3 separate regions of the Mus musculus genome follow, and regions 1 and 3 are each linked to region 2. Evidence: chromatin loops called from intact Hi-C (ENCODE). Cell type or tissue: heart. All regions are shown on one strand. Links, peaks and the distances in the headings refer to the core of each region. The heading gives the core; the rest is flanking DNA.

The links. A loop is a pair of places that touch in the nucleus more often than their neighbours do. Peaks named below come from ENCODE experiments on the same cell type or tissue, not always from the same donor. Only the 100,000 strongest peaks of a DNase experiment are listed, where the experiment ranks them.
Region 1: a loop joins it to region 2, with 1.8 times the contacts of the local background. A loop is called at or near these places in 6 of 42 quality-filtered maps.
Region 3: a loop joins it to region 2, with 4 times the contacts of the local background. A loop is called at or near these places in 4 of 42 quality-filtered maps.

Annotation. Positions count from the first base shown.
Region 1 is chr13:111,862,994-111,873,798 of GRCm38, forward strand. It overlaps Gm15326 (predicted gene 15326), which reads left to right and starts at 4,943. Exons shown (of 3, transcript NR_130345.1): 1 at 4,943-5,084; 2 at 6,934-7,121; 3 at 7,853-8,944. In heart, for the core only: no CTCF peak of the experiment used is centred there; a DNase peak (open chromatin) is centred at 5,108; H3K4me3 peaks cover 2,098 bases; H3K27ac peaks cover 3,422 bases.
Region 2 is chr13:111,930,922-111,941,726 of GRCm38, forward strand. No RefSeq gene overlaps it. Among named protein-coding and RNA genes, the nearest start is that of Gm15322, 59 kb to the right of the region's middle. In heart, for the core only: no CTCF peak of the experiment used is centred there; DNase peaks (open chromatin) are centred at 5,270, 5,690 and 6,250; H3K27ac peaks cover 1,334 bases.
Region 3 is chr13:112,184,337-112,195,141 of GRCm38, forward strand. It overlaps Gm41063 (a long non-coding RNA gene), which reads left to right. Exons shown (of 3, transcript XR_873963.2): 2 at 893-953; 3 at 1,099-1,412. Gm33849 (a long non-coding RNA gene) reads left to right here and starts at 1,840. Exons shown (of 3, transcript XR_382922.3): 1 at 1,840-2,010; 2 at 4,129-4,699; 3 at 6,885-7,006. In heart, for the core only: no CTCF peak of the experiment used is centred there; DNase peaks (open chromatin) are centred at 3,095 and 4,185; H3K27ac peaks cover 2,394 bases.

The DNA.
Region 1 (10,805 bases), core at 1,002-9,001, 68 kb before region 2:
CCACTAAGCAGTAGCAAAAGTTTCCCCCCTGGTCTGTGGCCACCACTATTCTACATTGGGAATCTATTTCATGTTAAGTCCTCTAAATGCAACTAGTGACATATATTCTTTTGGGTGTAGCTTTTCCCACTTACCATAATGCTTTCAAAGTTCATTCATGTGGCATGCCGCAGAAAATGTCCTGTTTTCAAAAGGCAGAGGCATACATGTTTGTATTGTATCTTACGTGTCTACGTATTCACTGTTTGGCGAACATTTGGGTGGTTTCCAGTATGGCTTTGTGAATAATGTTGCTGTGAGTACTGTTTAAGTCTCTGTTATCAATTCATTTTTTAAATTCACCGAGAAACGGAACGCACAGATCGTATAGCAGTTCCGTGCTTGAGTTTTACCTCTGGAATGCTTTTCAAAGTGGCTGTGACATTTTGCATTCTTCCATTTCTCCACACTATCATCAACTCCTGCTTTCTCTTTGCTCTGCCCCATCTTGAGCGTGTGAGTGGCATCCAGCTAGTTTACATTCTAGAGTGAACAGGGGCCCTGAACACCTTTTTCTGGCTATTTATCTTCTTTGAAGGGATGTCTATTCAAGAACTTTGATCGGGTTTTGTTTTGATTAATTGATTGATTGATTGGTTGATTGGTTGGTTGGTTGACTGGTACAGGGTCTCACCATGTAGCTCTGGTCCTGGAACTTGCTATGTAGATCAGGCTGGCCCTGAGTTCATAGAAATCTACTTGCCTCTGCCTTCTGAATGCTGGGATTAAAGGTATGTGTCACCATGTCCAGCCCTTTGGCTATTTTTAAATTATGGCTTTTATCTTTCCCTTTAAAGTCTGGATATCAACCCTTTGCCAGAGCGATAATCTGTGAATAGCCTCCAGCACTGGGGGTGGGGTGTGTGTGGCATTTCTGTGTTTTTGACTGTATTCTTTAATGCATGAAAAATGTCCACATTAATGAATTCTAATCGATCTGTATTATTGCTGGAGCATTTGGTATCGTAACCAATAAATCATTGTTGAACCCTGAGCCATGATACTTTCTTTCCTGATTTCTTCCAGAGAAGCTATGTTTAACTTTCTCATCCACTTTGACTTTATTCACTAATGTGGTATAAATTATTGTGTAACCTTATTCTTTTACATGTTGATGTCCAGTTTTCTCATTGCTATTTACCACAGACTGTTTCCCAGTTTGGTATTGCTTCTCCTCTTAAAAACCACTTAACCACTCTGTGAGGACTCTCTGGAGTCCTTATTTTATTCTACTAGGAGATCTGCCTACTTTCATGCAAATACTGTACTGGTCTAAATAATATAAAAGCCAAAATTATCTACAGAGTTTTAAAGACTGTTGATAGGTAGTTTAAAAAACTATTGAAGCCAGGCAGTGGTGGCACACAACTTTTGATCCCAGCACTTGGGAGGCAGAGGCAGGCAGATTTCTGAGTTTGAGGCCAGCTTGGTCTACAGAGTGAGTTCCAGGACAGCCAGGGCTATACAGAGAAACCCTGTCTCGAAAAAAGGAAAACAAAACAAAACAAACAAACCAAAAAACAAAGCTACTTAAGCTTCTATCCTTCCTCACAGAGTACCTATGAAATCGGTGTGCAAAATTCCTGAGGGCATTTCCATACATTTATCACATTTTGTTTGTTTTTCTAATTCTGCAATATATATTGTAAACATTCTGAAATGCGTGTATCTAATCAATTAATTTTATTTGCTGTATAAAATTCCTTTCTCTACCCAAATTGATTTATAGTTTTAAATTTATTTCTCCAACAAAAGGCAGCTAGGTTGTTTCAAACGCTCGCTGTCTTAGTCAATGTTCTATCGCTGTGAAGAGACACCATAACCACAGCAACTCTTATAAAAGAGAGCACTTAACTGGGGCTGGCTTACATTCAGAGGCTTAAGTCCTGGTGGGAAGAATGGTAGCATGCAGGCAGACATGGTAGCTAACACTTCTACCTCTGGATCTTCAGGCAGCAGGAAGAGAGCAACACTTGGCCTGGCTTAAGCACATGAAACCTCTAAGCCTACCCCAGTAATACACTTCCCCCAGCAAGGCCACACCTTCCTTCAACATGGACACACCTCCTAAGAGTGCCACTCCCCAATGGCTAGCCATTCAAATATATGAGACTATGGGGGCCATTCCTCTGTAACCCACCACAAATGCGTTAACATTTCTGAACTATTGTATTTGCTAGGTGTTCATGTGTTCATGTGCACATGGGCCAGAGGACAATTCATGGGAGTCAATTGCCTCCGTACATTGTATAGGTCCTGGAGATGGATGGGAGCTCAGAATGGCAGACTTGGTGGCAAGCTCCCTTACCCAGTGAGCCATCTCACTCACCCCACGTGTACTTTGCAAGACCTACTTTCAATGTCATTGTGTTAGTTAGCTTTTCAGTACTGTAACAAAAATCTAAGACAACGCATTTATAAAGGAGAAAGCCTGACTTTAGCTCACAGTTTTGAAGATGTCAGTCCAGTGTCAGTTGGTCCTGATGCTTTTGGGTATCTGGCGAGGCAGATCTCATAGTATGATATAGTGTGTGTGGAGAAGCAAAGCCTTTTAGCCTATAATGGGAACTTAGAGAAGATAGGAAGGGCCTTGATTTCCTATTATCCTCTGTATGGGCAGACCCTAGTGACTTAAGACTTCATACCAGGTCCTACCCACTCCATGTTCCACCATCACTCGATAGCAGCAAGCTAGTGAATAAACTTTTGTTTGTTTGTTTGTTTGTTTGTTTTGTAGCCCATGGGGTTTAGGGATACAGTCCAGATCCAGACTACAGCATCTGTCAAATGCTATCAGGTTCAACACACCCATCACACTTAAGTTTACCAAGCCAGTTCGAGACAAAAATAAAACCCCAGGAAACCTGTCCCGTTTGAAGTCTGATCTTATTTAATATTGCTTCTGGCTTTATGGCTCCATTAATATAACAGCAGATCTTTTAAGTTGGTTGTTACCCTCTTGAGTCAGCGGCAGCAGACAATTCGCTGTTCTGGGCTCGAGTTTTCTGGAAGGAAGGCATTCAGAAGCCGAGGCAGGAGGTGGTCAGTGTTTGTCAATGCTCACCCTTTACCTGTCAGGCTGAGAGCTTGTCATCTGGGGGTCCATGATGCACAGGGCTATGGGAAATGTCTCAGAGGAGCCAAAAAGCTGATGCATAGGCAGTCACTGCTTTGAGCAGAAGGCCAGAACAGGGTCCGACTTCCGTCAGTGGTCATGGATGAGATGCTCAGCTTGTCCCCATTTTCTTCATCTGCTGAGAGGCAGTGATGAGATGATGCTTCATTGAAAGGGCTCTTCTGAGCTCTTACTGAGACGCTGTCAGTAAAGTTGCCGAGGAACTATAGGATCTGTCATATAAAAAGTAGTGGCTCCCTCTTAGTCATGAAATGAAGGCCCAAGCAAGAGATTGGTTTGGTTCTGTGAAAAGAAGCTGCAGCCACAGTAAAGAGAAATTAGGTTAGAACAGAATAAAACAACTACAGTAATATATCCTCCTGCCTCCAAACCCACACTTCAGATAGGGCACTTAGTGGGGGTTCCTAGGCCACTCGAGAACTTTCTGTGGAAAGCACAACAGAAACCGCTTGTAACTAATGCTTTGTCGTCTTTGGTTTTGGCTTCAGGAGGTTTTGACCTCAAAAGTCTAATATTTGCAAGCCAAAACTTTATGTGTGTATGTATATACTTATTTATTTTGCATCAAGTAGTTTCCTTAAGTTGAAAAGAAAACCCCAGAAACCACCATATTTATTACCTCCTGCTTCACAGATGACACTGAGAGTCCCTGGAAAAATATAGACAGGAGATCTGTTCCCTACTTTAAACTGAAGCGTAACCAGTTGTTTGACTAGAGCGTTTTTTAAATTTTGAGATGAATACAGATAAGCGTTCTGTGTGAGAGGTGACTCAGGGGTTAAGGGCACTTGATGCTCTTGTAGAGCATCAGAATTAGATTCCCAGCACCCAAGCTGAGGAAGTGACAACTGCCTGTAACCAGCTCCAGGGGAGCCGGTGCCCTCTTCTGGCCTTAGAGAGAACCTGCACACGTGCACATTGTACACACACACACACACACACACACACACACACGTGCACATTGTACACACACACACACACACACACACATACACACACACACACACACATACACACATACACATACACAGGCACATACACACACATACACACACATACACACACACATACACACATACACACACATACACATACACATACACACACATACACACACATACACAGGCACATATACACTAAGAAGACTTCTAAAAAAAAAAAAGAATTTCCAATGTCGTCACTTAAAGCACGAATGATGTTGTGTCTCCATTGAGGGTGGAGCTCAGCAGATAACTGGAGCTGTTTGTATCTAAACATAGATCTGGGTCCTGTCAAGCAAATAGAAAAAGCATATGATTTCTGGAAGTTGTTCACTGGCTGTGACTAAAACCCAAACTCCCTTACAACCAACACTTCCCACACAAGATGAAAACATGAAAAATTTGGTTTTGCTAACTGTTCTCCATTAAACCCCAACCATACCTGGGATTTTGATATGCTACTGAAGGATCTGTTATATATATACACACACACACACACACACACACACACACACACACACATATATATATTCCAGTAGTTGTCTAGTATCATATAAGTATATATATATTCCAGTAGTTGTCTAGTATCATATAAGGCCCCGGAGACAGCACAGACTTCACCAGTTTGGTGGTATTAATTTAGATTTTTCATAAGACCAGAACGACTAAAAGATGAAAGCTAGGCTGGGTTGCGATGTAAAACTAGAAGGCAAACAGGAAATGAGTATTTTCTCGGCCAGCTGTTTCCGACTGAGGGTTCTCTGTGTAGCGCAGTCTCTGAAGCGTTCACTGTTCAGCTTTAAACAGATTGAAATGATCCACCAGGGAAGCGAGAACAAACCCCAGGGCTGTGTGCAGGCAGCATTCAGAGCTGGCCCTGAGCTGCTGTGGAAGGGCGAGCTGCGCCGGCCAACATGTCCGAGCTGAAGGCGAGCCTTTCAAAGCTATCTTTTTTAACAGGATGAATGTGAAGAGCTCCGGGGGAGGGGGAGGGGGAGAAGGCAACACAAACCCTCCACTTGAGCAGAGCTTCCGGTCCGTGTGGCTCTCTCTTTGCTGACAGTTATTCTTAGGCCTGCTTTAGCTTCAAAGGTTTCCTCTTTTCTATTTTTGGGAGCAGAATATGGATCTGGGTCTGCCTAACCCCTCTCCACTACTAGTCGGTGCCCCGAGAAGCGTAGCGCCGATGCTTTCTATAGCGATCACGTCTTTCTTTCAGCACCTCCAAATGATCTTTAATATTATGGACCCAGATTTGCCAGATTTACGGGCCGAAGTCAGTGAGTTTTCACATTGATTTGTAGTGTCTTGATTTACACATTCCTTTCTCCAGCAGGGGCATCTCAGAGATCAACTCCACCGTGGGGGTTGACATGTGTGCTGGGTGAATGAACCCTTGTTGATAAAATAGGTGGCCGCGGGATGGATGGGAAGTAAGCAAGCGTGGTTTGCGTTAGAAGGGCCATGAAACTGATGAGAGCCAGTCACGTTTGGCGAAGAAATAATGGGTACCTGTCTAATTGGAGATCAGCTTGTTGGATGTAACAGTGTAACACCAGCCACAAGGCATAGGGACCAGAATGCTGAAGAATGCAAAGGAACACCTTACCTTAAGCGTGGTGGTGGTGGTGGTGGTGGGGGGGGTGGTGGTGGTGGCGAAGGGCGGAAGGTTGATCTATTTCTCTTTCTGCCCCCACTCCGGTTCTTCCTGATCCACCACCACCTGGCTTTACCGATTAAATTAACAATAAGCTTGCACGTGTCAGTTTTAATCCACACGTCTCAACATTTTACAAAAGAAAATTTAAGGCTCCTATCTTGCCCGTAAAATATAGGGAGGGCTGCCTTCTCAAATGCAGAGCTGGGACTCTGGAAATGTCCTCAGCTTGGCCCAGCTGCCCCTGCCACATGGTCTTAATCAAGATCTGCCTGTCTGGCTTTAAAAGGGTGACAATCTTCTTCTCGAGCAGGATTACGGGGGGAATGTGTCAAGGGAGGCATCAAGGGTTCTCCCTGTCTTCCCAAGGTTACTCAGCAAGTTTGCCTGCCAAAGCATCTCATCTGACCATCATCACTCCCAAGAAGGGCAACCCCTTCCATTCTGTGAATGGTCTATATGCTATTGATCATATTTCATTATGCAAAGAACAAAAAGAAAATGAATGAGGATGTAATAGGAGTGTAACTTTGAGAAACACTTCTAGGCACTTTACAAGTGGATACTTGGTCAGGGAGGGGGGAGCCCTCAGATTAGGTCATGTGATACTATTGTAATATTAGGAGAGTGTCCTGAAGTGCATTTTACAAAATGCTTTTAAGTAGCAGACAACATCTTAGGTTTGATGTTGACCGTGAGATTAAAAACCATGTTAGAATTTAAGATGTTCCTGGCCTTAGTGTCTTCTCCAGAGCATTTTGGTCCTGCTGATTTCTTCAGAGTTATTTTAAATGTGTCCTATTCTGACTAACTCAGAAAGATGGTATTGTATTCTCTCACGAGAACAATAATTTACTCTTTCTTATTTCTCTCTCTCTCTCTCTTTAAAGTAGAGCAAAAACACTTTTCATAGAATATCTGGTTTTTCCTGTGCAGAAAAAGCCATCCCTCAGATTTCCTATGCAAACATTTGTCCTCTCAGGTTGGGAAAAGATTAAAACGGCACTTGGCGGGGCGGGGGAGCCTATAGTGTCTCTTTCCGAGATGTACTCCAACACTTGGCAGGGTGAGGTGTTCCTAGCAGGTGCTGGCTTTGCTATAAATGGACAATTTATAAACAGGGCTGACAACTGGGAAAACAGAGCCATGGAGAAGGCCGGCATTCCAGGGGCCAGCGGTGATTTCCTATCAGACGGTCCTCAGCATGGAATTATTGATAGCTGTGATGCCGAAAGGGAGCCAGTTGGCTAATGCCTGGAAGGGCTGAACCCCCGCTCACGGATGATCTGCTGCAAGATATCTTAACTAGGTCAGTGCAAATTAGCTTCTTCAGCTTCGTGGTTCCTTAATGAGCAGTTTAATCACGAAGTCTTTTCTTCCCTCCTCAGCCTTGCCTGAATTTAACTCTCTTCCCGCTCTGACACAGGAATGGAGCAAGTGGGAAAGTCTGTCTGAATAGATAAGGCGGCCCAGTGGGTGGGAGAGGAGGGGACTCAGCAAAGCTTCTAGCACACAAGGCCAACGCACAATCTGCTCACGGCAGAGTCAGGCATGTAACCCAGGGTAGTGGTTTTGAGCCTGTATCCAAGGGAAATGGCAGGCATACGGGGTGTTCTGTGCACTGAGGCCTGGGGCAGAAGCAGAGATGGATAGCCGAGGTTTCTAATTTCTCTTTTGCTGGTCGTCCAGAGCTACCAGCTACCAAGCCACTTTCAAGCACCCTCCCTCCCCCGCCCCCCAGCAAGACTGCTCTCAAAGTATTCTTCTGGGTGCATCCGTACAATGTCTGCTCTTCCTCTTATTAGTATTGCTGTTCCTCCCACTGTTCCTATTTGAGCCTGTTCCTCCCTGTGGCGGTGCTTCACAGGCCTGTACAGAGTGTTGGGTGGCTTGCTGTATACCCATCACAGCCTTGTATGGGTGTACAAGGAGCAGAGTGGCCATACCTGTTTGCTCTGTGTGAGTGGTTTTTCCAGGAGACATCCATTTGGCTGGGACTTGACTTTTCTCCCAACCACACCCTCTTGTTTTCTTCTTCAGACTGAAGCCCTGACTCCGCAAGGAACTCAGACTGCCTTAGGAGGAGAGAAAACTTCATGAGCCCGAGGCAGAGCTATGGAAACATATGCATACCCCAGCCCAGAGGTTGGACTAGATGGCCTGGCTGTCGGAACACAAGGCATGAGACTTTGAGGGAATCCGGAGTGGGACTGTGAGGGGCCACACAAGCAAAACACTTTCAAATCAGGAGGAGCTGATAGCAAATCACCACTGGCCCCTGGGATACTGGCGTTCCCCACTTTCAAACACTAAAGGAGACAAAGACATTTGCTCTTGGTTAGAAGGCCAGGAGTACAGATTCCCAGGGATCTGCCACGCCTCCGGAAATCTCAGGTTCGGAAACAGTGGTGAACACTGGAGAACTCTCACCAAGCGTCTACTATTTGCAAAGGACCCTACTAGGCAAGGAGAGAAAGGAAGGATATGGATGCCAAGCAGAAGTTTATGATGGGGATAGGGATACACCATAGATGAGGGCAATAGAGTATGGTGAAGCCACAGACAACAAGAGAATGTTCTAGATGTGCCCCAGAAAGTCAGGGCTGGCACTGGTTTGGAATGACTAGAGAGGAACACATGAGCAAAATAGGGCCTTACAGGGTGGACATTTTGAGTACAGTAATTGGAAATGTGTGAGAGAGATCGTTGCATGAAGGAGATTCTATGCTGGGAGCCATGGCGGGGGGTGGTCTTTGAGCTTTGCAGGTAACGGTAGAAGGAACGCACACATCTGATGGCTCGGAGGGGTGTGCAGTTCACCTAACTAGACGCTTCCTTTCAGGAAACGGGGACTAAGAAGGCAGTGGTCAGGAGCCTAAGACAGCAAGAAGAGCCATCACTGTGGGAGGTGTTCATAAAGTCTAACTTTTGTATGGCTGAGGCTGGTTGGCAGAGGTTCTTTGTTAGCGGTATGCTCTGTAGCACGCTAGTCGAGTCCTCTATCCTTCGCGTCCTCCTTCCTCGTTCGCAGTCCTGTTTGCCAACTGTCTGAACCAGGGCTGCACAAATTTCTGCGTGTGGACTTTCCCCACAAACAGAGCCAAAGTAAAACAAAAGAAGATACGTTTTTCCAAAGTTCACCGCTTGACTCTCACCCCCCCCCCGACCGCCCCCGCAGCTCATAACTAACTCAGACGGTCATTTCTGAGCCCTGGGACATCTGTTCAATTTAACAGTCTGCCGAAGCAGAGCCATAGATTGGGGTGGGTAGGGTGGCTGCTGACTAGGGAGCCATCATGCACCAAGAGCCCTGGGTGGAACTTCCTTTCCTGTCACAGAGTGCCATTCTCTCCCACCTCAGTGTATGGCCCGCGAACAAACAGTTCGGGCATGAACTGGGAGGTAGTTAAAAGCACAAGGCCTTGTCTATGTGTTTTGCAATATCGCACGCGAGTCGCATGCACTTGGAGTTTGCAAAGCACCCCTCTCAGTCCAGCTGTGTGGAAGTCTCACCTGTGGTGCTTTTAAAACATTCCCAGACAGACTGCTTTCCCCGGCAGAGAAAGTCACAGTCTCTACGGGTAGAGACAGGCAACTGTCGCTTATAAAGAAAACTTTCAAAATGATTCTAGGGGCAGCCTGAACTGAGAGCCTGGGTAGCCTCTGCGCTTCCAAGGTATTGACTTTCGCTCCCGCCGAAAGACAAGTGATGTCCACAGCTGTGGTAATGGGTGCTTATTCTGCATTCTGGCCAAGAAGTGCCTGGCAAAGAGCAGATGTTCAACTATTGTTGTAGGATTCTCCCCAAAGTGGCCAGATGACAGTTTGCTTAAAAGCTTCCTGGTTGAGTTCTTTGTGGCTTTGGAGGGAGCCTTCTTCCGAGAGGCATCTCTTGGTTTTTCGAGATAGGGTTTCTCTGTGTAGCCCTGGCTCTCCTGGAACTCACTCTGTAGACCAGGCTGCCTTCGATCTCAGAAATTTGCCTGCCTCTGTCTCCCAAGGGCTGGGGTTAAAGGCATGCGCCACCACTGCCCGGCCGAAGCATATCTTTTAAGATGGTTATCTTTGCTCCTAACCTTCTTCTTATTAAAGGAGGTAACACATGTCCCTAGGGTAGGGGGTAGGCTTGCTCCCTATCTATAGCAGAGGCATGCTAAAGAATTCAGAGTATTGATTTTGTACATAAATGCTCACTTTGTGGAGATACAAAAGAGTTGTCAAGCAGGTTTCCGTTAACCCTTAGTCTGGGGTGGATATAGATGCTAAGACTTGGTTTTGCATGGTTGTTTCAATACATTTTCTTTCCTTCTGTGGCTTGTCTGTTACTTGGTACCCAGGAGCTAAATCTTGAGGCCAACTATGAATTCCCTCAGTACCATGAGCTTTGCTACAGCATTAAGGCCCACAGAGCCAGCCTCCGAGCTGGTTCTGCTAAAGGGCTATTAGCACCTCACTTTCTTCTTGCTTTATACCTGGATGGCTATCTATGGATTTGTGGATGCAGAGGTGCCTAACTATGGTTGTATACACAGCCACTTTCTCCTGTTCCTTACGACTTTTTATTCTTTTAGAATTGAGTTTCAATCACAGCCTGCTTGTCTGGACCCATTAAGCCTTTCTAGAGACTTCTTGTGTAGGTTAGGGTCTTCAGGAACCTCCAGGAATTGCTGTGCTGAGGTTTGCCTGTTCCAGGTGCTGTGAGCAATGAATTCAGATCAACACTGAACTTGGTGTTATCTGAACCCTCTGCACCTTGAAGAGACAGCTGGCGACTCCATTGGAGGCCCCCATTTTACATGGTCCCCTTGGCATCTCACTCGCTTGAGTTTCTCTTCTCTGCCTTTGGTTTGTCATCAATGTCTCAGGGTAACTCACTGCTCCCCCTCCCAGCCAAAGTTCTGCAGCACCAGCCCTTGGTCATATGAACCACTGGGCCAAGGCCATCATAACCATCATTCTCTTTTATTTTTATTTTTAACTTTTTTTGAACATT
Region 2 (10,805 bases), core at 1,380-9,379:
AATAGCTTCTCACCAATTCTGCTGATACTCTCAACAGTCCACCTCACTCCCCTTCAAGCCACCATCATCACCATCATTATATGACTACAACAGGTCAACAGTACAGTGCAACTGCGTCTAAATGCACCAGTCTAAGCCAGCGGTTCTCAACCTGTAGGTCGCAACCCCTACGGCAACCTTTCATCTCCACAAATATTTCCAGTACGATTCGTAACAGTAGCAAAGCTACAGTTATGAAGAAGCAACTAAGCAACTAGATAATTTTATGGTCCGGGGATCACCACAACATGAGGCACTGTATTAAAGGGTCACAGCATTAGAAAGGTTGAGAACCACTGGTTTAAGTGGGTTCTCTTTTACTCTATACCTTCTGTTGTGCCCCAAGTCCACGGGAAACCCAGATGAGCCCAAGAATTGTGAAGTCCGCTGCAACTCGCAAAAGAGTATTTTTATTGTTTCAAGTTCAAATTCGGATCACCTGCCTCACACTCACTGTGTGAATGCTGGCAAGTGACCCTGAGTCCAGAAAGCACTGGATTTATATACAGTATAGTTAGGAATCCCGTGAATGTTCACAGAAAAGGGGAGCAGAGGGCTGTAATCATTTGGTGGAATGGCACTGAAGCAGGAGTGGGGGTTAATGGGTGTGTCTGTTCAGGGACTAATTTCATGGCTAGTAGTAATTGTTCTGACCTCTGATCACCTTTTCTCCATGATTTAAATGCTAGGCCCTAGTCTCCCTTGAACTTGTTATTTCTCTAAGGTCCCAAGGACAGGCATCTGGAGAGTTCTGCTGCTTATCAGGAGGAGGGTTGGTTTTTGGAGACACCAAGTTGGGGAGGATGTTTCGAGCTGTTTCTTAGAATGTCTTTATTAAGGGGGAGTTTTATGGGTAGTGCCATTGTAACACTAGGGGAGCAGCCAGGGAAGAAGGAGGGAGCCCTGGGTTTGCTGCAGGAGGACGCAGCACAGAAACCAACTCTCTGCATATGGTGCTTGCCATGGGCTGGAGGGAAGATGAGAACTTCAGGTGGGGGTGGGGGTGGGGGACGCAGAGGCAAACTGTCTGTACACAGCACTGAAGTCTCTCTAGTTTCAGTAATTCAAGGGTTACAACAGGTCCAATAGCAAGAAACTAGATGAGCTGTTCCTTGTGTTGTCCCAAGACTATGCCACCTCTGCTTTTGGCTTTTGTGCTTGCTCAAACGTTGGAAACAGCTAACTCCTGATCTGCGCAGAGCTGGCCCCTCCTTTCTTGCCACCTGTTAATTAGTAAGGCCATCTTCTGCACACTGTACAGTGACCACCCTTCTCTTCTCCAGCCTGGAGCCCACTTCCTCATCTCCCCATGTGTGCCATCTCCGTGGTACCTGTCAACATCTGACATTTGTCTTTATATGTCCGAAGTCTGCCATTTTCCTCAGTACCAGATTTAAGAAGGCAAGAACCCTCTCTGTAATAGTTTCGGCATCTAGAAAGTTCTAGGCGCATGCTGGCGTTATTTGTCCACCTATTAAATAAATGAAACAAATGGCCCTGAAAATTTGTCTTTAAAAACAGGAGATTGAAGTAACCCTTGTAAGCCTGAATAGAATTTTATTTTTTTATTGAAATCTTTCAGTACCCTAATTTAGTGTTTATCTAAATCTATTTCCACAGTGGAACATGGGAGCCGCTGGGGATGATAGTTAATTTACCCTTCAAGGTTGGTGACACAGAGAGACATTTGAAACTGCTTGGATGTGACAAGGGTGGTTGAGTGCATGCTGCACTGAGCTCTACTGCTGAGTTACTTATTTCCAAGAGGAGTGCTGTTTTCTTAAAGAGATAAGAGCCTGTACTGATGCAGTCACTCGTATAAGAAAAAACAAAAAACAAAAAACAAAAAACAATTGCTTATGTCAAGGAGCAAAGGGATGAACAAGACCGAAAAGGGCCAAAGCCATCTCTCTCTCTAGAGGAGAAATACACATGGAGTTAGTTTCACTCATAACTGTATGGCTTCATTTCTTTAAACCTTAATTCCAGTATCCATGCAGTGGGATGCTTAGAGTATAGTATTTAGAGTCAGTCAGTTCTCTCTCTCTCTCTCTCTCTCTCTCTCTCTCTCTCTCTCTCTCTCTCTCACACACACACACACACACACACACACACACACACACACAGGGAACACTAAAAAGATCTCATCTTCAGATTCTTAGATGACACTTCTGTTAGGGGCTAGAGCAATGGGTCACAAGCATTTAATGTTCTTGCAGAGTACCCGGGTTTGGTTCCCAGCACCCCTATCAGATGTCTCACAACAGCCTGTCACTCCAGTTTCAGGGCATCTGATTACACATGACGCACATAATCTCATGCAGGGACACACACAGCCATGTATATAAAATAAATAAATCTCCCTGGGGGCCAACCTCCCTCTCTGAAAAATGGAAAGATGTTTTTTTGTCTAAGGCAGATTCTACAGCTTATGTTTGTGCACGTGTTTTTGTTTGTTTTTCTCCTTATTTTCATTGTGCTTTTTAAAATTCTGCCTCTCCACCCATAACCATGGTAAAACTAAATCTCTCTCTTATCCCTCCCCCTTTCTTCTATTATTTTCACTTTATTTTTGAACTGTTTATTTGAAGCTATGGTCACACATATACACAGAAGATGAGGGCTTGTGATGCACATTTATAGATATGCTATACAAAGTTTTGTCTTGGTGACTGTCAGCAATGCCTTGAAACTGTGTGGGGGAGCAGAGCTCACTCTTGAGAACTCAGCTCTGCAGGAGGACAGGAAATGGTCTATTGAGAAACTGGTGACGTGAAAACGCTGAAATCCATCTTCAGCCTCGGTTCTGGTTTAGTTTGATTGGGAAACAGCAGCATTTATAAAAGCTGAATGGCTTCTTCTTCTATCCCTGTGGTCGCTGCTGTGATTTCTAGGTGAAGATTCAGGCTGCTAGTATAGCCCTTTGATTAGCTGGTTACTCAAAAGGGCTGCTCGTGCCTGTCTCTTAGCTGTGTGCCTTGGGTGGTCGTACAGGTGCAGAACTAGAGAAAATAGAAGGACTGGGTTTGAGATGTCCTGATAAAAGCCTTCACGAAAGGGACTTATATGTTAATATTTAACAAATGTGCATGGGCACTGGGCTGAAGTGGGAGCAGCTTTCTGGAAAGATGTTTATCAAATGTTTATTAAACCTACACGCCTTTCTGGTGTGTGTGTGTGTGTGTGTGTGTGTGTGTGTGTGTGTGTGTGTGTGTGTGATTCCTCAGGACCCATCCAGTCTAGTTTTTGAGATACAGTCTCTCACTGGGACCTGGGGCTTGACAATTAGGCCAGGCTGGATGGACAGTAGACCCCAAGGATCTGTCTCTCAGCCTTTGAAGTACTGGGAGTGCCAAGTGCACATCACCACCCTCAGTGATTTTTTCACTTTTCTGTAAGCTCTGATGATCATACTTAGGCCTGCATGCTTGTAGAACTAGCACTTTTCACCTCAAAGTCATAGCCTTTAAAATGGGCCTAAAAACCCCTCCAAACACACACACACACACGCACGCACGCACGCACGCACACAGACAATCACGTCAAAACAAAAGAGGTGGGAATTTCTCTGGAAAGAATGGCTGAAATTGGGGCAGAAGGACCCCCACAACGACATAGAGCTTACTAACGTTAGCTGCACATGTGCAGACCCAGTGTGAATCTTTTTCCAAAGCACATTGTGTTTACCAATGAAGCATGCATGCATTTTCATGCTTAGGTTTTAAAGAAAGATAAGCAAATTGGGAGAGAACCAAGAATGTGTTTGAGATCTTAAGAAGAAGTGATCACACACACAAAACAAATCAATAATTTAGGGATATATCTATTGGGCTAATTGAGAAGCAAGTATAGGAAAATATATGCTTGTAATCTGTCCTTGGGTAGTCGATATACTAACTCTTAGAGTGGTTATAAAAATATACACTCTGATTACATTTGGAATTAAATTTAAAATGTCTTTACTGGGTTGTGTCAATTGAAATTATATCAAAACCCTGTCTCGAAAAAAAAAAAAAAAAAAAGAAAGAAAGAAAGAAAGAAAGAAAGAAAGAAAGAAATAAATTATATCAAAAATGTTGGCAACCAGAGAGCAGAGGCAGAGAGGCTCAAGGGCGAGTTCTGGCTGCAGAGAACTTGTTTTTACCCTTGAGGGCTGGGCATAGAGTGATTAATCATCATAGGATATCAGATATATCCCCTGTCTCATTCAATAAGAAAGAGGCCAATAGTCGAGAAAGAGATGGGGTGGAGAAAGGGTGGTATGGATGGATCAGGAACTTATTATTGCGTATGTTTCCTCAGTGTTTTGTCAAGAGCACCCAGTGCTCACCAATTCTACAGTCTACTCTTCTGACTCCATTGCACCGTTCAATCCATCTGAAGAATAGTAGTCTATGAGTTTTGACATAGATTGTGTGACACAAACACACCCAGGTACAATGTATACTGTCAACTATGCCTTTTCCTAAGTAATTCCTGCTCCTACCACACTCTCAGAGGCAATCTACAGCTATTCCTGTGAGAGTGGGTAAGCATGTTTGTGTCTTACCATTGGTTAATTTTGCCTGTCTAGGCATTTCATGTTATAATCATAAAACATGCACTCTCCTGTAGAAAAAGTTCCCTTCACTTGGCTTAGTATTTTTGAGATGTCTGATTTTGAAAAGTTGAAAAAATATCCCTTAGTCTTTGGCGATTCTTGGGTTAGCATCAGGAATGCTGGGTAATGGTGGCGCGCCTTTAAACCCAGCACTCAGGGGGCAGAGGCAGGTGGATCTCTGAGTTCAAAGTCAGCCTGGTCTACAGAGTGAGTTCCAGGACAGTCAGGGCAATACAGAACCCTGTCTCCAAAATCCAAAAATCAATCAGTCAGTCAGTCAGTCAGTCAGTCAGTCAGTCTGCCTGCCTCCTGCCTGCCTACCTGCCTATCTATTTTTTTTTTTAAACTGAAGTGGTGAGGGTAATGGGGAGAGGAGAGGAAGTGGATCCTAAGTATAGAAACTCGGGCCTCTTAATTTTCTGATGCAAAACTGAGGACTGGTTCTTGTCAAGGTCATGCAGGTTGAGCTGAAACTGGAACCCAGATCTCCTGACCCACTCTTGGAACAGTGAGCCAGGCAGCTGAGCGAGGTGGTTGTTTTGAGCCGATGCCATGTGAGACTAGAGAGTTTCGACAGAGCTTTGCTTAGAGGATGTGAAACTACACTAACCTCATGTGACAAGAGAACCTTGGAGGCCTTGGTGTGGGGCCAGGAGAGGAAGTCTGCATGGCTTCTGGTTACCAACTCCACCTCTGAACCCACTGGCCTGGGGTGACTTATGGCGAACCTTCTCATTTGCAATAAAACCAGACATGGGGCAGGGAAAGCTTTTCTACGGCAGCGTGCAGAAGGCAGGGCACTGCTAAAAAAAGGTAGGTGGGCGTGGCCTCTAAAAGGCACCTTCAGCCACATGCGTGCTCCTCCCAGAGCAGGGGGATCTGGAGCTGCAAACAAATCCCTAGGGAGGGAGAGATGCTGTGGTTACAGACACAGCCTTTGTGTCTTGTATGCATGTTCCAATTCAGCCCCAGATGACAATGACCTGGTAGTTCCTGCCTGCCAGCTGTTGGCTGGCCTCTGTGAAAGTCCCCAATGTTTGGGCCAATGCCTCGTGGGCAGGTATCCATATCATGAGGCCAACTGGCACTGTTGGCACCTTTGTTGGTCAAATGAGCACAGTGACTTGGGACAGAGGTGGCTGATCCACCCTCCCTACCAGCTGGCTGGTGGGAGCCTGTGGGCAGGTGCCCTGGGGAGAAAAGGGTTCCAGTTGCCATGGTAACTGTTCAAAAAAGGAGGTTCCCTCCTCAAGGCCAGTTTGGTGTCTTTTCTGCAGGGGAAGAAATGGATCTGTGGCAGCCAGGCCGGCCGTGTATATCAATTCGTGCCTCATCTGTTTGGAATCTTTACTTCTAATTGGACCTATTATTAGTGTCTGGGAGAGAATCTGAGGGCTGGTGGATCTGTTGAGAGATGTCATTATAGCAAAGACTAGGTCACCAGAGAAGTCCCAGAAGAATCATTCCCGTGTATACCAAGCAGAGCTGGACAAAGAATTCCAAAGGCTTTTTTTTTTTTTTTTTTTTTTTTTAAAGGCAGACTTGCAGGTTGGACGAGTTCTCTGGGCTATTCCGGGATATGGAGATTAGCACTGACTGAGGCCTTCACCCTAGATGTCCTTTGGCCAAACTGTCCTGGGCACAGGGGTGAAGGGACCCTGGTCAGCTTGCTGGGCCTGGCTAGTTTCCCACAGTGAATGCATTGTAAAGAACCAAGCATTCTCGTCGATGCTGTCTCTTCTGTAAAGGTTTCACGTATGCCTTTACCTTGGACGGACGTTTCTGGCTTTGATCAGAAAGTCCAACTCCTTCATCTTACTACTTCTGCATCTCGCTTCTGATGAAAGCCATCCTCACGCAGGTCACTGGGTTGAGGGTCAGTGATTTTTCCCACTCAGCCTTTCTTCTGTGTGTTGGTATAAAGATCCTCTGTTCCAGGCTTTGAGATGATTGGGAGAAATACTAGCACTGTGTGAGTGCAGGAGCTTCTGAGCCCCTTCCTGGGGCAGGGCGTGGATTGTGCTCTGTTCTGCCTACTGATAGCTAGTCAGAATCATTTAGATGGGCTGGTAGGTACCTAGGATTAGGAAATATGACTTATTCTGGCTAAACCTGAACACCTTGCCTGCAAGTGTGGCCGTGGTGGACACAGCCATCAATTGTCTAACGTAGCAAGTGAGACTAGAACAGATCTTCCTGCTGCTGCTTGCCAGCTGGTTCTGGTTCTGGAGACCGAATTACACACACACACACACACACACACACACACACACACACACACACACACACACAGTTCTCACTATATTTTCCCAGTAACGGATTGAACTTGCAAAGTGTTGTCCTGTGTCCTACTGCTAAGCAAATATTTAGAATTTGTCTTCTGAGCTGGGACACTGGGGATGCAGAGAGAGACGGGGCATCATCATCTGCTATCCCAGAGGCCCTCACAAGGGAGAGACGGCAAGGAAAAGGTCCTCACAACTGTCCCGAGTTCCTTCAATGATGGACAATGATATAGAAGCACGAGTTGAATAAACCCTTTTATCCCCAAGTTGCTTTTGGTCATGGTATTCCATCAAAGCAACAGAAACCCTAACTAACACACTTTCCTGGCATGCTCGAGGCCACAGGATCTATCTCCAGCACAGACTGCATAGAGCAGCCATGGTGGCACACAACCATAATCCCAATACATGCAAGATAGAAACAGGATGATCAGAAGAAGTTCCAGGTCATGGCAAGTTCACAAAGCAAGTTCAAGGCTGGGCTACATGAAACTCTACCTCAGAAAACATGAACAGAGCAAAGAACTGAATGCCACCACATCATGAAGAAAAACTGTGATTTCTAAAAAAAAATAATTCTAGTAATTTTGTACATTTATCCTATTAATTTGTTTTTGCTTGCCCCAAATTTTAACTCATTGCTGAAAGACCTGATTATAGGCATAACAGTGTTTCAGGATTGTTGAGTTATTATTATTGTATTTGTTGCTATCCCTCTTTTTTCCCTCCTCTTTCTCCCTTTCTCCTTCCCCGCTTCCTCATCCTCTCATGCCCCACTTCTTCTTGAAATTTGGGGTTTCCTTTAGTGGAAGAAGAAAAAGAAATAGTACCAACGAGTCCCTCTGCAGCTCAGGCACTCTACCTTGGACAAGAAGAGTCCTTGTGCACAGCAGTAGCCACAATGATGCCCAACTCCTTTGTAACCTCCTAGTGGAAGCGCTGCATGTAACATACCTTCTTGGTGCCCTATAGATTGTAAAGACACGAACAGAGCACATATGAAGGAGAGGAGGCTGAGAACATAGCCAAGGGAGAAAGAAGAGCAGAACTGATAAAAAATGTCAGAAGGGACTAGAGTGGGGGTGAGGTTGGGGGTGGGGGTCTTTTGGGGAGGGGGTGGTCATAGCAACCTCACAGGAAGAACATCCAATGACTGAGTCTCTGAAATATTGGCCTGGTCGCCAGACTCCCTACAGCTCAAGTGATTATACTTACATATCAAAGGAAAAGGTGACCCTGAAGCCGGGACAACTCCGGACCTTATAGGGAGAAACAAAGGGGGAAATGGGTGGAGAGCTGCAGTATGGGAAGGGTTCAGTAATTGTGCAGGGAAGTGATGGGGTTACAGACGAATTAGGCAGCTGATACATTACTAGACTGGCTCCTGGAAATGAGAGATAAGACTGTGTTAGAGTTAGGACAGGGGCTTGGAAAGAGGGAGAGACGGTCGGTCACTCTTTCTCGGCTCTACGGCTTGTTTTTTTTTTTTTGTTGTTGTTTGTTGTTTTGAGTCAGGGTCTCATTTCCAGGGACTGAGCAAATCCTCCTACTTCAGCCACTGATTACTAGGATCACAGGCTTGTGTCACCCTGCCCAGCTTAGAAAGTACTATTTTGTAAGGCTGAAACGTGGCAAGGCGCACTGATCCTGTGCGTTATTTGTAATAGGATCTTGTAGGAAATGAATTAACATCACGTTGGCCTTGAACTCCAAAAGTAATATAATTCCGTGGGTTTCCCCTTGCTTCAGTTATCCTATAATTATAATAGCTTAAAATCTAAATTTAGCATGCATAACCCCCTTTGTCCCTCTGTCTGTCTGCCTGCCTGCTTGCCTGTCTGTCTGCCTGCCTCTTCCTTTCTCTCTGTGTGTGTGTGTGTGAGATCGTGTGGGTGTGCGAGTATTCAAGCATGTGTGCATGACATTAAGTGACATTTCCCCCTCCATTAAACTCCAAATAAGAAACTTATTTACATTCATGTTATTTTTCAATCCATTTTTTTCAGCTCACACTTAGCCTCTGTTAGTCAGGAAGCTGGGGAACGGTTGAGGTTAAACATCTGATGGAGATGCAATTGTATTTTCACATGGCTTTGCCAAGTGGGATTTCTGTATTTAAACTGGACATCTTCCACCTGGAGAGTCGCCTTGACATCACATTCAGATTTGCTGAATAAAAGGCCAACAAGCTTTCTGGCCAAGGGAACCCAGTATCACATGAAGAGTATATAGGAGCAAGAAGATGGATATGGGATTCCTGCTAGCTTCTGTACATAACTTGGAGCATGGCTTTCTTTTCTCTGCAAGAAGAAAGCTTAGTATCTCTGTAGGAAACCCTGGGGAAAACAACATGGGTTTTGGTGTAGATCTGAGGGTCACGTTGGTTGAAAAGCTTTGGTGTAGGAATCGGTCAGAGGAAGGGACACATGGAATTTGGGAAGAAGGTTCCCTTAACAACCACAATAATGATAACCAATAAACTTCTTTAAAAGTGAGAAGATGAATACCTAGTGCATTAGAGAAGTGAAAAAGCTGCAGCCTCTGCACCCAGGGGGTCTTACGCTGCATGGTGTGGGAGACAGCACTGAATGAGTCATCCTCCCACCCAAAAGTCATATTGCAAACTATCAAAATGTCAAGCACCGCCCATGACCAGCCATAGGTGTTTCCTATGGGCTGATGCGTCCTGGCTTGGGAAGCAGATGGAGCTCTCCAGTGTGACTTTATTGCATGGTTGGAAGTCTGAATATGACGTGGCAGTGCAACTGTGTTCCTTTCTTAGTTTGGCCTCCACTCTTTTAAACAATTTGAATGAAATTCAGAAGACAATGGTCAAGCATCCATGGGTTACCTGCTTTGGAGAGAGTCCCCGAGTTCTATCAATGTACCCCAAAGAGCCCCACAGGTTAGACTGACAAGCTGGCAAGAGACAATTTCAAAGAAAAATGAATATTAGGCTTTAGGCTTTAAGACGATCAGCTGACTGGCTTAACAGAAGTTCATGTGAAAAGCATCATGAGTTTTATCACTAAGGGAGTTCAGTGTCACATGACGAGAGTGAAGTCTTAGGGTGCATTGGAGCAAGGAGAATCCTTCTATCAAGGACAGCTAGGGTGTGTGTGTGTGTGTTTTAACCTGATCTTGCCTTGGCTGAGTTCCATACGGTTTAAACGGTCCAAGATAAACAACTCAGTTTGGAAATAGCCAGGTGACACAAGGCAGATATGTAACCATATCATCTATGAAACTGGTGTGTGTGTGTGGGGGGGGGGGAGAGATAAAGGGAAGGACTCATAATTTGGCACTAAATGAAAATGTTCAGGAGGGGGCGGAATGATTTTTGTGTGGAAATTTTTATCTGACAAGTTGAATGTTTAATGAAACTTAAGTTTGTCTGGTGTTTGGGCAAGGCTAGGGTCCATGTGTGATCTCATAGAAACATTGAACTCTCTAATGAGTAAGAGCTGTTCAAAAGTGGCACAGGGAACAGCTATGACTGATCATACCCAGAGCCCCAGAAGTCAGGCAATAGAGGGAAAAGAAACATGAATTCAAGGCCAACCTGGGCTGCATAGCAACACCTTGTCTCAAACATCAACAAACAAAACGACTGGACTAGCAGCACAGAGCCCCTTGGATCCTTTACAACAGGGTCAGGCATAAACTTTCTATAGGGAAGTTGTTATGGTTCAAATTAGGAATGATCCCAGAGGCTCAGCTGGAGAGGGATGTGGGGACTGGGTCCCCTGCTTTGTGGTACTAGTTTGAAGGCTGTAGAACCTTTAGGAAGTGAAGCCCACCTGGTGGTAGTGGGTGACAAGGGGACCGCCCCACCTTCGTCCTTCCTGTTTGTTGGTAGGTTAACAGTCACTGGCCTGTCT
Region 3 (10,805 bases), core at 1,129-9,128, 250 kb after region 2:
ACGCGGTCTTTTAAGCAAGAAGCAGGAAACTAGAACATATAACTTTTTAAGAAGAGCAACTTTGATATCTACACACTTTTCATTATAATCACTGTGCTTCACGTTGCAGACACATAGATTTAAGAATACTTTCAACGTACAGAAGGATTGACTGACGTCTCTGTCATGGATGTTCACAATGTCAAATCCCACCTCTCAGCTAGGACCGCCCATGGAGGAAAGCCGTCATGTGAATGCCAAGTGCTGCCCACATCAGTGTGCTGGAAACCCGGGAAAGAGGTGTTGTGGACTTGCTGCCAATGAAGCACACCATCCCGCCATGACGGATGCTTTCCAGTCCATGACCAGTTATACAGAGAGTGGCTGGGACGTGCTCTGAAGCTGTGCTGCTTCTAGAAACAGTGGGCTTAAGAAGTCAGTGGCCATTGTAAGCTGAGGGGGGAAGACCCTGCTGCTTCAGTCGTCTTCATCGGTCTGGTCCAGAGGTGACTCCAAGAGCCTTCTGATGAGGATGCAAGAGAAAAAAAAAAGCCAAATAAAAGTCTCTCCCCTGACTGGCCAAATTGTATTTGGGAGAGGTAGAAATTAAACACAACAAATAAAATATATACTACAATGGATGGTGGAGACTTGCCCATTTTAATTAAAGTTGTCAAGGTAGATCAGACCAGGAAAGTGGAAATCTCCAAAAGAAACCTTCAGGAAATCTCCAAGAGAAGAAGGGAGTTGGGCGAATACGTAGGGACAAAGTATTCTAGGTAGAAGCAAATGCAGAGGCCCTGAAACAGTCCTTTGAGGATGAACGAGGAGACGGAAATGGCATGTGTCCTTACCCCCTGAGCCAGCTCGTTCACCCCTGAATTACATTTTAACCAGAGCCCTTTGTCTTTAGGGCCCAGCATTGCCTGAAGTGGACAGAGACAGGAAGCCGAACAGCTTAAGCAAGTGCTGGGGTAAGATGGCAGACAGACGGGATCACAGCCGCTCAGACCGGAGTCAGACCTGGTTAGAGCGAATCATCAGTGGAGGAAGGGGGCGGGGGCGGGGGAGGAAGGGGAGGGGGAGGGGCGGCTTACTGGGAGGTTTTCTCTCTTCCAGTCCAGTGAGAATTTCAGATGGACATTTTCTTGTGAATAGCCGTCTCTTCTTAATAGCATGATCCTCTGATGAAGAGAACTGGAGACCCAACATTTGCCCTGGTGACTGCAGTGTCTCATGTCCAGGATAGAGCTGATAAATGCTGCCTGCACATCGAGATCACCAGAGATACTTGCAAAGCACCGATGCCCAGTCTTGTCTCAGGGATTCTATTTCACCTAGGGTCAGGCTGTGAGTAGGAATTTTAGACCCCTCTCACCAATAGTTCTAATATTTCTCTAGAACTAAAAATAAATTGCTAACAACAGCCCCTAACCTGTCTAGCACCCCCCCACACAAATACAGTGATTTTACATTGAGACTTGGAGCAATGAAAACACATGAAGCGGTCAGTGGAACAGCTGGGCGGGAGCACTCCGAGCAAGGGCGATAGCCATTCGAAAGAGGTGATAGTCAGAGAAGTACTGTTGGTACAAACACACCAGCAGCCTCTGTAGCCGTTTACAATTGTAGGTGGGGATCACGCGCAAGTGTGATGTGCTACGCTAATAGTGTGCCCTTCAGTTCACTTACTAGAATCCTGACACCTGATGGGAAAGTATTGGAAAATCCGCCCCCCCCCCCCCTCTCCTCTCCTCTCCTGCCATGTGGGGACTTGTACTAGCCACCTGCAATTCATCAGAAGGCTGTGGCTGGAAGTCCCAGCCTTCAGAGCTGTGAGAGGTCTGCCCAGCCAATGGTCATTTGTTATATAGCAGCTTGAGCTGGCAGGTACCTGATGCCATAGTCACTCACTGCCTTCCTACAGGCCAGGGCATGTGAAACATCAGTGGAAGGAAGCATCAGCTAGAACTGTCAAGAGATCACCAAAGGGAGAGTTCAGAGCCACACAAGTGAAGCTGGCATCCCCAGGTAAGTGTGGTCTTCTTGTACATGACATGCTGTGATTGAAGCTAGGTTCCTCCACACTTCAGCCTCTTCTCAAAGACTGCTCGTGAGTATGACGCCAGTTTCACTGCACTTCAGACATCGAACAGAGCAGGGTGTTGAAGCTGACAAAGAAAAACATGTTCATCTTTAACACTGGCTTCATTCGGTGCCTGTCTCAGTTTAGGGCGATGCTGTGATGAAACACCATGACTAAAAGCAGCTTGGGGAAGAAACGGGTTTATTCAGTTTATACTTCCACATTACTGTTCATCACTGAAGGAAGTCAGGACAGGAACTCAAACAGGGCCAGAACCTGGAGACAGGAGCTGGTGCAGAGGCCACTGATGGACGGTGCTGCTGACTGGCTTGCTCCTCGTGGCTTGCTCAGCATATTTTCTTCCTTATAGAACCTGGGCCCAGGGATGGCACCACTCACAATGGGCTGGGTCTTTGCACATAAATTACTAAATAAGACAATGCTCTACCAGCTTGTGCTCAGACCTACAGTATGCAAGCATTTTCTCAACTGAGGCTCCCTCCTCTCCAAAGACTCTAGCTTGTGTCAAGTTGACGTAAAACCAGCCGGCACAGTAGCCAAAGAGATGGGAAATAACATGCTAACAAAAAGTCAGATTTGACCTTCAGATTATTAAAAATCATTTAGAAAAAAAAATGAACTCTGTTATATTTTCTTACATCTTCCATAGAGGAGTGGCTGCAGTCACCGTTTTCACTCATATATGTCCTTGGAACAGAGCACGTCATTTTTAGGGTCTGAAAATCACTGAAAGGAAGACCCCAGACTCAGATAGTACGCAAAAGCAAAGAGCAGTGATTCTTAGAAGAACTCTATTATCCCTAGTTTCTGCCCTTGATTTCTGGTGTTTAACCCAATGGGAACATTAGTGGAGATGGGACTAAACAGATCCTCTTTCTTAGTTAGAGCCACAGCATGGTTTTTTTCCAAAGAACCTCCCCCACCCCACGCTGTATTTCTGTTTTCCCTTTCTGCTGCTGACAAAACTGCCTGCCAGGAAGTTGTCTGTCTTTTGCATGCCTCATGGCAGTGCAGCTAGAAATAGAAATTAGAATGACTTCAAATCTCGCATGGTGATGTTTTCCCTCCAACTACATATGGTGCCAGCAGGCAGAGCAGAGGGAGAGGGAGTCGTTAAAATAACACAAATGTGAGATCACTCTCCAATGTATCCTCACTTGAATTTCTCCTCATCTCTGAAATGGATTATTTGAATTAAATCATCCTATTATAAGACTTTCCCCATCCCCCACCCCCACCCCTAACCAGAAATGTAACAGAGATTGATTTTCAAATCAAGACTTAAATTCACGACCATAGGCAGAGCTTAGAATTGTTCAGCGCGACTCAGAAAAGTCACTGGTGCCAGTTCTGTGAACTCGCGCTTGGGTTAATATGATATCCATCCATGAAGCTCACGCCGTCGGTGGTGTGGGTGTGTCACATAGCTAATGTGTGTTGAAGTTTGTGTCTCCAGCTACACATATGAAGGCACTCACTTCTAAGCCGGGGGGGGGGGGGGGGGGTGGTGGATATGATATTAATGGGGCTGCTTTCAATGGAAGATAATCTCAAAGTAACTTTCTCTTTTGGAGGTAGTAGAAAGAGAAAGCTTCATCTTTTAATTTAGCGAATATGTGAGTGCCTATTCTAAAAGAGGGCAGCACTAGAAACTTTAAACACAGTCAATGGAACATGCTTTCTGCCTTGAATAACCTACCTGAGCTGTTTTTAACTCAGGAGTTAGGGCGACTGACACTGTGGTCTGACCCAACTTCCCCAGAGTCAGGGGCCTCTGGATTCTTGTCTCTCAGATTCAAAGGACAGATCCATGGACTGATGAGTTTGGAAAGAAAGTTCCCAGTTCTTAGAACTTACAAGAAAGCAAGCAGAGCTCCTACAAAGCAGGAACAAGTCCTGGGAGATGGGGCTTTTTATAGACATTTAGTGGAAACTCCGTGACACATAGGGAAGGCTATGAGCTGGGCAGCTCAGCGACACAGCCATGGGTTGTCTAGGGCCCTCCTCTCAGCTCTGGCCTTATGCTTGCATATTGCTTCCAGGAGAAACCGAGATAAGGAGAAACCAGAAACCTCCTGCCTGGCATCCTGGCTTCCAGCCAGGGCACAACCAAAGACATTTTGGTTGAAATATTTCTGGCATCCCTAGCCGTTGTCAAGGACAGAACTTCCAACAGCCTCGGGACATTTCTGGCTTTTAGCCTCGTAAGACTGTTTACTCTCCGGGCTCTTTACCCTGAAACTGCCCAGCCAGTTTCTGTCACCTGCTTCCATCAATAATCATGTGTTTGGAGCTTCCTGTACATTTTAGAATGATCGGCACCCGAGAGATACTAAAGGAATCGTGTCCCTGACTTGAAGCAACATGAAAAAAAGATTCTTGCACCGTTAACCAAAGTTTAAGTTAACTTGTATTTGAAGCTGGTGGAACCGTGGGATGCCGGTAACATCCTCTTGACATAAGGATGACACGGATCCTCACACCACAGCCAAGCTCTCAGCTTCAGTGAACAGAAGAGAGCGCCCGCCCGAGTTTCGGACTGTTGCTGCAGAAGGAGCCACTGCTGCAGGAAGCTTTTCAAATCCCAGTTGTATTCTTAGTTTCTCTCTCAAGGTAATGACAAACAATATGCTCACGGCTGCTCCCCAATCTAGATGGTCACAGTCACTGAATGTGAGTCTTTGTATGTTTTGGTGTCACTCGGACAGATTATTAAAAAGGCAGACACAAATGATGTCTGAGCCTGGGGCCCACAGTCAATCCTCCCCCGTGTACCTTCTTGTGCCAGGCTCTTTCCTGCGTATAGTTCATTGAGCTATAGCTCAGAGGAGGTGCCCGGGCATAGTACGGACCTTGTAAATCAAGTGAGTGCACTTTAGAAAACTGCACAATCTGTTTGGAAACAATTCCCGTAAGCTCTGGCCTTGGGGAGGGATCCATTAGTGAAGGCCAAATGGTGTTCTGCTTATGTCATGTCTGTTAGCTACCCTTGACCGTATCTAAGTCTTAACTACATCTAAGTGTGGTTGGTTTGCCTCTCCCCCACCCCCACCTTCCATTCCCTCAGTACCCCACCTGCTCACCCTCCTGCTCTCTCCCTTCTCTACTCAACCAAAAACACTTGAAAGACCAAAAAAAAAAATACAGCCTGAAACCTAGAGTTTCAGTCAGCCAATATTCTATGTAGTCACCTGCTAAGGTTGAGGGTGACTGACTGTGGGTGCCCACAGAGCTACCCACCTCCAACACCATCAGCTTTCTAGTGGAAAATTCCTGGGCACGGAAGGGTCAGCTTCCAGACAAGAAACCACCCAGATATGCTTCCCTGGGCACAAAGACCTTGGTGTTCAGCCAACCACTGCTCTTAGAAGTGGGGGCTTTTATGTCCGTGTCTGTCACGTTTGCATCTGAAGCAGCTCTTTACTGCAAGGTTGATTTTTTTTTTCTCCAAGGCCAGTCCCCCACCCTCCCATCTTTGGAGGAATGTGTTAATAATTTGCCCCGGGGAGATGAAAGTCTCTTTGATACAAGTAGAATAAACACACGGCACATTGCTCAAAGGTCTCATCTCTACCCTGGGAGTACTTCTAGGGGCTGAAACAAAACTGAGTAAAATGGTCCGTCTTATTTCTGAATTACTCTCCATCCCTCATTTGCTCCCGTGCCTCCTCCCTGACTTGTGCAGCTGGACAGTATCCATCGTAACTGCAGGAAGCTGCAGCCCATAAGGGCCATGGCCAATACTTGTGGTAAATACCTTTAACCTACATCAGACCTGAATGGCCCCTGCCGTGTGAGTGGGATTGCACTGGGTGGGACGAGGATCACCTAGACACCGAGTTGAAGCAGGCTTCCTGAGACAATAATACATCAGGGTGGAAGGGAACCGTTTAGTTTGACATTTCATTTCATGGATAACTTCCTGGCTATACATCTTCCAAATCCTGGCCTGGTCTCTCCCTAAGCTACTATAGTCCCTATATCCCAAAGGGCAGAGAAATCAATGAAGGTCCCTTATAACATTGCTTCTCCTTCTCTCTTTCTTTTCTCTCTCTCTCTCTAAACTTTTTTATTAGATATATTCTTTATTTACATTTCAGATGTTATCCCCTTTCCTGGTTTCCCTTTCTGAAAACCCCCTATCCCCTCTCCCCTCTCCCTGCTCACCAACCTACCCACTCCTGCTTCCTGGCCCTGGCATTCCCCTACACTGGGGCAGAGAGCCTTCACAGGACCAAGGGCCTCTCCTCCCATTGAGACCGACAAGTTAACCTCTTTTTCTGTCCCTACCACTACTGTGAAATACACTTCTTCCCAACCAACGCTAAGTAGCATTCCCGGGTCCCTGGGGCCCTTTAGGGATACAAGTGGTGGCTTGGATTGCTTGGTCTACCCTGCAGGATGTTCTCTCGCCAATATGGAAAGCCCCCATCCGATACCCAACGACCCTGCTAGCCTGCAGGCATCCAGCACACGGCAGATGAATGTGCTGCCTCGCTCAGTCTGCTCACAATTCACCGTTCACCTGCACACCCCCAAGGCAGGCTGGAAATACACGATCACGGGTGACAGTCCCACACGAGCACGGGTGACAGTCCCATAGCTTGCTCCCTTTACATTTGAGCCTCTTCCAAGTTCCATTTTGACAGCCACTTGCTGGTAAAGTTGATTAATCCAAAAGACTTCCTCTTGGACGGTCCGTAGACTGGCAGCCAAGTTCAGGGGCCAGGATGTGTTCTCCACCTCACTTGACCTTGTGATGAGACTCCAGCTCACTCTCCTTTACCTTTCTATACAGGAATAAAGTGAACGCGAGCCATTCAAAGATCCAGTTTCAGCCTGGTAAGCCAAAGGTCACTGTTTCATTTATTTCCCAAAACTCGAAATATGACAGTATAATGTACTTTCCCTCCAAACTGTGTGGGTTTGATGTTCATTATCTTAGAATTCATAATACATTTCCTTCTTTATCATCAAAGCCCTAAAAACTTGTCTTGGTCTAGACACCTCCAGAGACTGCGTTCACTCCTTCAGTTTCTCTGTCAGGTTTCTCTTCCAGAGCAGTTTGTCTGAGTCTCCTGAAGCCCCATTCCTCAGAGACATGCCTCCCTCCTCCCTTCTCTCCTCCTCTCCTCCTCATGCCCCTGCCTCCACTCTGTGCAGACAGTTGTTTCTAGAATGTTCACCTCGAGGACTATTTGCGAAAATCTCACTGAATATCCAATCACCTATTTCCCTAAATTAGAAATTTCAAAGACAGCTTTTAATTTGTATTTTTAAACTGACACCCTTCCTAAACTTAAAATGCCTCTGAGGAAAACAAAACAAAACAAACAAAACAAACAAACAACAAACAAAAACCCTTAGTTTCATTTTTAATCCCCTAGGTAAGGAGACATCTTTCCTCATACGCTGGCTGTACACACTCAACAGCCATGACACTTAGAAACTTCTCTCCCTAAACCTCCTAACCAAAGATGGCTCCCTGACCAGTTCAACACAACGTTAATATCCAGGTTCAGCCGGAAAGTTGGGCCTTCACTTAATAGCCTTTGGAAAAGAGCAGCCACTAACATGGAAGCCCATCACGGCTTACAGGATGGTGCCGCGGAGTATGGACTTGGCCACCCAGATCACCAAAAGATGTGGCTTCTGTTACCCGCACCTGCAAGGTTTCCATTCAGGCACCAGAAAAATCATTGTTTTGTGCCTCTTCTTATATGTCTGCCTCTAAGCTGCTAATCAAAGTGACTCTCGGTTTTTACATCGAGTGTGTCAAATACTGAGCTACAAATGAACATAAGATCGGTAACCCCTGACACAAAACTCAAAGGCCCTCCAGGAAGCAAGCTTAAAAAGAACCAAGTGCTCTAAGATGGCAGCAAGGTTTGACACTTGGAGTGTACAGTGTTTCACCCGGCACTGTTTGTTGTCACTCTGCCTTGTCACTTGTCCAAGCCCTGCCCTTGTCTGGATTCCCCCTTGACCTGGTACAATCCCAGAACATAAACACGGTGAATCTTATAATGGCTCCTTTGTATTCATATCTTTACTTCCCACCCAAAGATCCTTAAAGGAATAAACACACAAAGCCAGAGGCCCAGGCACTCTGCTCTCTACCTGCTGACTTCTGGAACGTGGTAACAGGATTCTTAACTCTCAGATTAACTGATACCGGAATTTTGTTTCCCAGCTATGGCATTGCAAGTGTTAAGTGAATAGTCTGACGCCAGAAAAGGAGTGAACCGGTCAGGACGCAGGCTGTTTCACAATAGGCTTGGTCCCTGGAGTCATCTCCATACGTGCTCTCTGTTAGGGCTAGATAAACAGTTGTTGATACTCATTATTAATTGATAACTGGCTGGGACTTTCCACTAGAAAGTCATGGAAACCCAGTGAGCATTCCTGCTAGCTGCTCTTCTTTTGAATCAAGTTAACCCTGGGATTATCTTTTCTGAGAAAGTCAAAGCACCTTCATTGCTGTAGCATTCCTTCGTGGAATGTGCAGACATTTACAAAGTATCTCTGTGCCAGAGAACTCTGGGGGAACTCAGGGAGAAAGGACTAGGAGCTGAGGTGTCCAACCTCACGGAGGTCTGCTGTGGAGGATGAGCACCCATCACAGCCAGAAAGAATCACTATACACAGCGTGGTTCTGCCTCCGGAGGGGCTAAAATGGTGAGGATAATTTGGACCAAGAGAGGAAAAACAAATGTTCTGTAAAGCTGACATCCAAAAACAAAGTCCTTTACTTCTGTAAAAGAAGCGAACTGCTGTAAGCATTTAGCGGAAAAGGTCAAGGACTTTGCTAGATGAAAAAAATCTACTCTACGGGTATGAGCACTCGCCTGATCCAAAGGGTTGATGCGGCTGATGTGTCTTTTCTGGGTGGCATATATTTTGAACAGAATCTAATTTGAAATTTATAAATCTGAAAGAGAACTCTATTAAAATATTGGCAAGCTAGTACCTGGTGACAATTTTCTTTATCAGAGAATTTGTACCTAGTGATGGCTAAAATAAGGAAGGAGGCAGAGAGATGTTTCAAGGTATTAGATCAGAAAATGAAACCACTTCTGTGGAAACCAATCCTAAGCCTATCATGTCAGAGTGCCTGCTCTCAAGTACAAATTCTCAAACTCACGGAAGTCTCCCTCCTTTCCTTCTGTCACTGTTGTCGTTCTTCTCATTCTTTTATCCCCTCCTAAACTGGTAAATGGGAAGAAGGGAGCAGCTAGGATTGTAGTTTACATGACTTTGAGACCTAAATGTTGTCATAGCTTCCAGTGGGGCATGATAGGGCTAGGCACTGGTCTCTGGTCCCTCTCTCTCTCTCTCTCTCTCTCTCTCTCTCTCTCTCTCTCTCTCTCTCTCTCTCTCTCTCCCCTCCGTCTCATGGGAGAAGGCCTGGTACAGACCTGTGAGTGTTTACTGCATCTTCAAGCCTGGCCTCTGCTCCCCCACCCCCTGAGTCCCTGTGATTCCTCGGAGCATCACAGGCACAGAGCCTCAGTGTTCACCATGACTAGCCAGGCTCCCTGCAGAATGGTGGCGCTTCTGTGTTCCTTCCTTATACTACACGTGCACACACACACACACACACACACACACACACACACACATACAGCGGCCTGTTCTGGGGTTTTCAAGAAATTTATTTTTCTTGACCATATATTCTCAAGACAACATCCTTATTAATAGATCTGGCTTTGAACATTAGAAGCAATATTATCTGGGCTTTCATAAATGGATACCTCCGAGCTTTCCCACACCTGTGCCATCTGGCTATACCCATATCCCTGCCTATAAAAACACGTGTTTATCCTTGAGTATACCTGGGGCCAAAGGGGAGGGTGAGAGAGTGGGAGAACAGCACATTTATATACCCAGCAGGTTTTAGTAATACCCGAAAAGCATCAATGAATCTTCCTAAATTAGCCTAGGCAGCACCGTTGAGATTTCTGAGGCTGTAGGAAAACCTGCCCATGGTTAGTCAGGACAGGCAAGCTTCATTCACATGAGCGATACACAGGAGAGGATGCGAATCATTTGAAAACATGCATTCCTTCTGCAGCTTGGCCCTTTCCAGTTCATAGCTCTTTGTTTACCTGTGTTCTCATGTGTCCTTTAGTGTTAGGATTACCGTAGCCACCAAGACCTAATCTCAGGGAGACTACCACCCCATAGTCCAAGAATTCTTTTACTCTGCTAAAAAAAAAAAAAACAAAAAACCCGCAACTGACTGGGTCTGCTCTGCTCTGTGTAACCTGTGTTCAAGGGCTGTGTACTAGAAAGGCCCCATTCATAGCCTTTCATAATTGCTGGTGACCAGATGACCTCCGTCCATGGAAAATGAGAATAATTTGAGAACAGCTTTGTGAAATGCACGGGCCCCGACCTCAGCCAGTCTTTATGGGCTGAATTGTCTTCCTCGGATTCCCATGTTAAGGCCGTAATCCCTGGTGAGAAGGCTGTGGAGAGCTTTAAGGAGCAGTGGGTGTTACAGATGTCGGCAGGAATGTGGTTCTAATCCAGAAGCTCTGGAGAAAGGGAAGAGGAGAAAAGTGAGGAGAAGGACGAGGAGAGAGAAGAAAAGATCAGACTCTGCAGGCATATACCGAGAAAAGGCCATGAGGCATCGAACTGGTGCCAATCCATGAAGAGAAGTGTCAGAAAAAACTGACCTTGGCCTCCGGACTCCAGAACAGTGAAAACCTAC